Regions from separate parts of the Homo sapiens genome. Here region 2 is linked to region 1. The links are chromatin loops, found by intact Hi-C in ENCODE. Cell type or tissue: heart left ventricle. All regions are shown on one strand. Each heading gives the region's core, and the rest is flanking DNA. Links, peaks and the distances in the headings are about the cores only. Region 1 holds the start of LOC105371059 (a long non-coding RNA gene). Region 2 overlaps LINC00921 (long intergenic non-protein coding RNA 921).

Region 1 (2,810 bases), core at 151-2,650:
TTAGTGCTAAACAGATATCTGGCAAATGAATGGGTGAAAAAAATAAGAGGAAGACTGGGCTCATCAGACCTGATTAACCAACTGCGCATCAAATACTTAAGCATTATAAAGAACACAAAATGAGGCCGGGCGAGGTGGCCCACGCCTGTAATCTCAGCACTTTGGGAGGCTGAGGCGGGCCAATCACGAGGTCAGGAGATCGAGACCATCCTGGCTAACATGGTGAAGCCCTGTCTCTACTAAAAATACAAAAACAAAAAATTAGTCGGGTATGATGGCAGGCGCCTGTAGTCCCAGCTACTCCGGAGGCTGAGGCGGGAGAATAACGGGAACCCGGGAGGCGGAGCTTGCAGTGAAGCCGAGATTGCGCCACTGCACTCCAGCCTCGGCAACAGAGCGAGACACGGTCTCAAAAAAACAAAAAAAGAAAAAAAGAGACAAAACTAGTCTTCCGCTGAGATGTCTCCAACATCTGCTGTCTCTCCATTTCCGCTGTCATTCCAGGGTAGGGTTTCAGAACCTCAGCACACTGACATTTTGAGCCAGATCGTTTTTTGAGTTCTTGGGGATGGGGAGTGGGGTGGGAACCCCGTGGACCTTGTAGAATGTTTAGCTGCATCCCTGGCCTCCACCCACTAGACGTCAGTAGCACCCCTCGGTAGTGACAACAAAACTGTCTCCAGACAGTGTCAATTGTGCTCTGGCAGGGGGGCGCTGGTTGAGAACCCCTGGTCTAGGGACATATTAGTGCCTTTGCTCACCAAAATTTTCCCTCCTGAAGTCCCCAAGACCTAATTCATCCTTTCCATAGATAATAAACACGAGAGACAGCTGGTCTCTATCCCTCCCAACCATGGAAGGGCACCTGAGCCTAGGTATCGGAAATGTGGAAGAAAAATTTCATGTCCTCAAGGAGTGCACCATCAAAGACAAAAACCCCAGGATGAGGATTGATGACGCCACTACCCCCATCTTCTTGAAGCATCCTAATCCTCTGAACTCTCCGGTCCTGTCTGTAACCTCTCAGGGTGCTCCATCTTAACCCGCCTAACGCTGTAATTTGTTTCTGGTGGGTTTATCCACTCCAACAGTCTGGGGGCTCGCTGAAAGTAAACAGCGTTTCTGTGCTGTCTTCGTGTCCCCACCGCTCAGCACAAGGGCGCAATCGAGCTTTAGGAAACGAGTGTTTTCTTAGCGTGAAGGGCAAAAGGCACCCAGCCCTTCAAAGGAGGCCTCACTGGGGAACCTGAACGGACTGGAGCTCCGAAGGGCAACAAAGCCGGCACTCCGGACTGCCACGTTCCCCACGCGTCCCCAGAGGACCCAGTTCACTCTGCATCACGCAGCCACTCCGAGTTTTTGCGTCCAGGAACCCAGAGTGCAATCTGAAAGTCTCAGGACAGAGAGCAGAGCCACAACCCTTAAGCCCCGCCTCACCAGAAAAGGCCCTCACGAACACGAATCGCCAGCCACGCCACCTTTTCTACTGCGTCACGCCGGAAGCTGTTGCGGAGCACGCCGGAAGCTGTTGCGGGGCACGCCGGGACCTCAAGAGGGCCAGAGGCATGCGCAGTAGCTAAGCCTGTAAAGAGAGGAGCCAGTCGCGCGAGTGTGGTTCTAAAGGACCGCCCTCTTCGCCTGGTTTCCGCCCTTCGCTAATTGACAGCAATTTCATTAATGAAGCCCGCCTTGCGTCATATGCTGAGACCAATCACAATGCCTGAGAACCCAGGGCCCGGATCCCGCTGGGCATGCCATCCTGTTTTACGCGTTAGGTGAGAGTAGCCCTGATAGAAAACGTGGCGCTTGCTGTGTGCCCTGCGTAATTGTAAACATTTACACACTAACTCATACTTACAGCAACCCTACTCAGTCAGTTATATTACCATTTTCATCTTCCAGACGAGGAAGCCAAAACAGAGTTTAAGTGACTTTCGTTGACTAGAACTCGTATCTAATCCAGTGGCTTTTTTTCCCCCCACTCTAAGTTGTTTTTATTTCTTAATATTAAGTAAGTACTGCAAAACGTTCTCACTTAAAACTGAAGTCTCCACGCCAGTAATCCCAGCATTTTGGGAGGCCGAGGCGGGAGGATCACTTGAGTCCAGGAGTTCGATGCTGCAGTGAGAGGTAATTGCCACTGCACTCCAGCCTGGGCGGCTGAGCGAGATTGTCTCAAAATAAATAAATAATAAATAAATACAAATGATTAACAAAATATATTCATACTTTGCCTCTGAAATTACACTCCCTCCCTAGAGAAAATAACTGTTACTGAGGCAGAGGAATAGGGTCTGGAGGCAGGAAACCTAACTGATTCACGCTGACTTCCTAGAACTAAATCAAAAGGAAAACCCCAACTTTCCCTTTCCCCACCTAAGTAAGGAAAGGACCCACTGAAAGGACTGGAGGCTACTCCCTTTACAAACTCCATCACCTCTTCTGCGTGGCAGACAAAAATTTGAAAGTATCAGATGCTTGCATAGCGTGTAACCTTTGTAACTTCACTTCAGCCTCTGGTTGCACAAAGCAACCTAAGGGAACCTAGGGCCGATTACGGGCCACTACTTCATTTACATAGGGTGTACACCAAGTGACCAATAGGAAACCTGTAGAGGGTGTTTAAACCCCAGAAAAATTCTGGCACATGCCTGTTGAGCCCCTATGCTCTGCGGGCTGCCACCTTGTGGAGTGTACTTTTGTTTTCAATAAATCTGTGCTTTTGTTGCTTCATTTTTTTCCTTGCCTTGTTTGTGTGTTTTGTCCAGTTCTTCGTTCCAAACGCCAAGAACCTGGACACCCTCCACTAG
Region 2 (2,810 bases), core at 282-2,781, 98 kb after region 1:
GTTTCACCATGTTGGTCAGGCTGGTCTTGAACTCCTGATCTCGTGATCCACCTGCCTCGGCCTCTCAAAGTGCTGGGATTAAAGGCGTGAGCCACCGCGCCCAGCCACATTATTCATTCTTGCTTCTGCCTCTCCCTTTATCTTTCAGATATTAGGTGTAGTCAATAGCACTTAACTTTCTTCCAAATACAGTTAGGTGGACAGAATTCTAGTCCCAGCTCTGCACTGATGTGTAGAACTCAAGTCAGTCAGTTCCCCTGGAAGCCTGTGTCCTCCTCTGTAACATGACGGGGTTGGCTTGATGACTGCTAAGCTACCAGATGCCAAGAGACAGCAAAGCCAAAGGAAAGGCCTTGAGCTCTGCAGACACAGACCTTGAGACTGAATGTTGGCTACCTGACTCTTTGTAGTTGTGTAGCCTTGGGCAAGTCAGTGTGTACAAACTTCCTGTTTTCTGTGTTAAATTGAATATATCAACACCCACCTTGGACAGGCACAGTGGCTCCTGCCTATAATCCCAACACTTTGGGAGGCCAATGAGGGAGGATGGCTTGAACCCAAGTTTGAGATCAGCCTGGGAAACATAGTGAGACCCCGTCTCTACCAAAAATAACTTTTTTTGAATTAGGCGTTTTGTTTCAAAAATTTCAGAGAAAGGGACCTGTATCTAGAGTCTTATTTCAGGGGCAATCTTCCCACCTCAGCTTCCCAAGTAGCTAGGACCACAGGTATACATGATGGTGCATTCCTGTAGTGTCAGCTACTCGGGAGGCTGAAGTGGGACATTACTTGAGCTGGGGAGGTCAAAGCTGTAGGGAGCTGAGGCCAGGCACGGTGGCTCACGCCTGTAATCCCAGCACTTTGGGAGGCCGAGGTGGGCAGATCACAAGGTCAGGAGATCGAGACCATCCTGACTAACACGGTGAAACCCCGCCTCTACTAAAAATACAAAAATATGCTGGGCGTGGTGGCAGGCGCCTGTAGTCCCAGCTACTCAGGAGGCTGAGGCAGGAGAATGGTGTGAATCCGGGAGGCCCAGCTTGCAGTAAGCAGAGATCGTGCCACTGCACTCCAGCCTGGGTGACAGAGTGAGACTCCATCTCAAAAAAATAATAATAATAAATAATTAAATTTAAAAAGCTGTAGGGAGCTAAGCCATGATTGCAACACTGCACTCCAGTCTGGGTGATAGAGCGAGACCCTGTCCCCAAATAAATAAATAAACATACCCACCTCACATGAGGATAGTGAAGTCTAGGAAGAAACACCTATTACCTTGTATCCAGCATTGTTCTTGGTGCTTTGTGTGTATTAGCTCATTTAATCTTCACAACAACTCTAGAACCCCCATTTTACAGTTGATAGAAACAGGGACAAAGAGGGTAGGTATATCACTTGGCCAGCGTCACACCCTGCTATGAAGCACTCACATGAGGCAACGTAAAGCACACACAATACTTAGCACCTATAAACTGCATCAATTAAAGGTCATCCACTGCAGTTCCAAAGCTGTAATTTTTGGTATTTTGACATCCCCACTTCACAGACAGCCTTGGAAATATTTTCTGTGGTTTTTGAACTCCAGTTTTAGCTCTGACTTACACAGTCGTTTTCTCCTAACTACTTCCTGCAGCATTAAGAATTGTTTCCAGCTGCTGGTTTCTGCAGAGGATTGTCCTTGGAGCGTGGGGTGTCCACTGTGGTTCCAGCCGCAGCCCTGGTGCCCACACATGAAGATGCCCTCTACAGGACAGAAAGAGAAATACCACCTGATGTTGGCTGGGATATGGGCACTGTCTTTGTTCCAAAGAACCAAAGCTTTTCTTGGCAAATGGCCTGTCAGTCATTTCAGTTTATCTCAACTGCATTTTTAAAATTTCAGTTTCTGCTCTGGAGCTTCAGAGGAATTGAGACATGAGACAATTATGCCCTAAAGAACAGTCTGTCTGCATAAATGTTATGCCTGCAGTGTGTGTGTGTGTGTGTGTGTGTGTGTGTGTTTGGAGATAGGTCTGGGACGTGTTTCCTTCGGTACTGGCTCAAGGTTCCTTATTTGACTTGCTAATTTAAACTTATTCTACTTTGGAAACCTCGAATATTTTTTCTCTATGGGCAGAGTCTGCTTTTAAAAATCATTTGTTTAATCTTCTGCACCCCAGTGAAACAAAGTCTCAGCTAATAAATTTTTTAATTTTTCTGCTGTAAAAGTAATGGAGCAAAATAAGAAATTTCTCCTCTAACATTTAGCTTGCCATATTTTATTTTCCGTTACTATTTCACAATGAGCATATATTTGTGGACTATGTTTCATGAGTCATAAAACTTTAAAAATGCTCATTGAACGCCGGGCATACTGGTTCACGCCTGTAATCTGAGCACTTTGGGAGGCTGAGGCGGGCAGAACACAAGGTCAGAAGTTCGAGACCAGCCTGACCAACATGGTGAAACCCCATCTCTAACTAAAAATACAAAAATTAGCCGGGCGTGGTGGCGTGCGCTTGTAATCCCAGCTACTCAGGAGGCTGAGACAGAAAATTGCTTGAACCCGGGAGGCGGAGGTCGCAGTAAGCCCAGATCATGCCACTGCACTCCAGCCTGGGCAGCAGCGTGAGACTCCGTCTCAAAAAAATAATAATAAAATAAAAAAATAAAACGTATAGATGACATAGAGGGAAAAGGCCAACTTCTACCCCCAATTCTACTCTTGAAAGGTAGTCATATTTATTTCTTGCATTTCCCTCCAGATACTTAAATTTTAACATTTTTTTCTCTTATTTACAAACATGGGATCATGCTATCTGCACTGTAGT

What was found. Peaks named below come from ENCODE experiments on the same cell type or tissue, not always from the same donor. Only the 100,000 strongest peaks of a DNase experiment are listed, where the experiment ranks them.
Region 2: it touches region 1 in a loop (1.8-fold over the local background); 2 of 110 quality-filtered maps call a loop at or near these places.

What each region holds. Positions count from the first base shown.
Region 1 is chr16:3,363,810-3,366,619 of GRCh38, reverse strand. LOC105371059 (a long non-coding RNA gene) reads right to left here and starts at 1,505. Exons shown (of 4, transcript XR_007064949.1): 1 at 1,438-1,505. RefSeq lists enhancers at 1,369-1,438, 1,133-2,332. In heart left ventricle, for the core only: no CTCF peak of the experiment used is centred there; a DNase peak (open chromatin) is centred at 1,549; H3K4me3 peaks cover 1,792 bases; H3K27ac peaks cover 1,262 bases.
Region 2 is chr16:3,266,059-3,268,868 of GRCh38, reverse strand. It overlaps LINC00921 (long intergenic non-protein coding RNA 921), which reads right to left. Exons shown (of 2, transcript NR_033904.1): 2 at 1,302-1,743. Among named protein-coding and RNA genes, the nearest start is that of LINC00921, 3.7 kb to the right of the region's middle. In heart left ventricle, for the core only: a CTCF peak has its summit at 1,764 (motif pointing left); no DNase peak of the experiment used is centred there.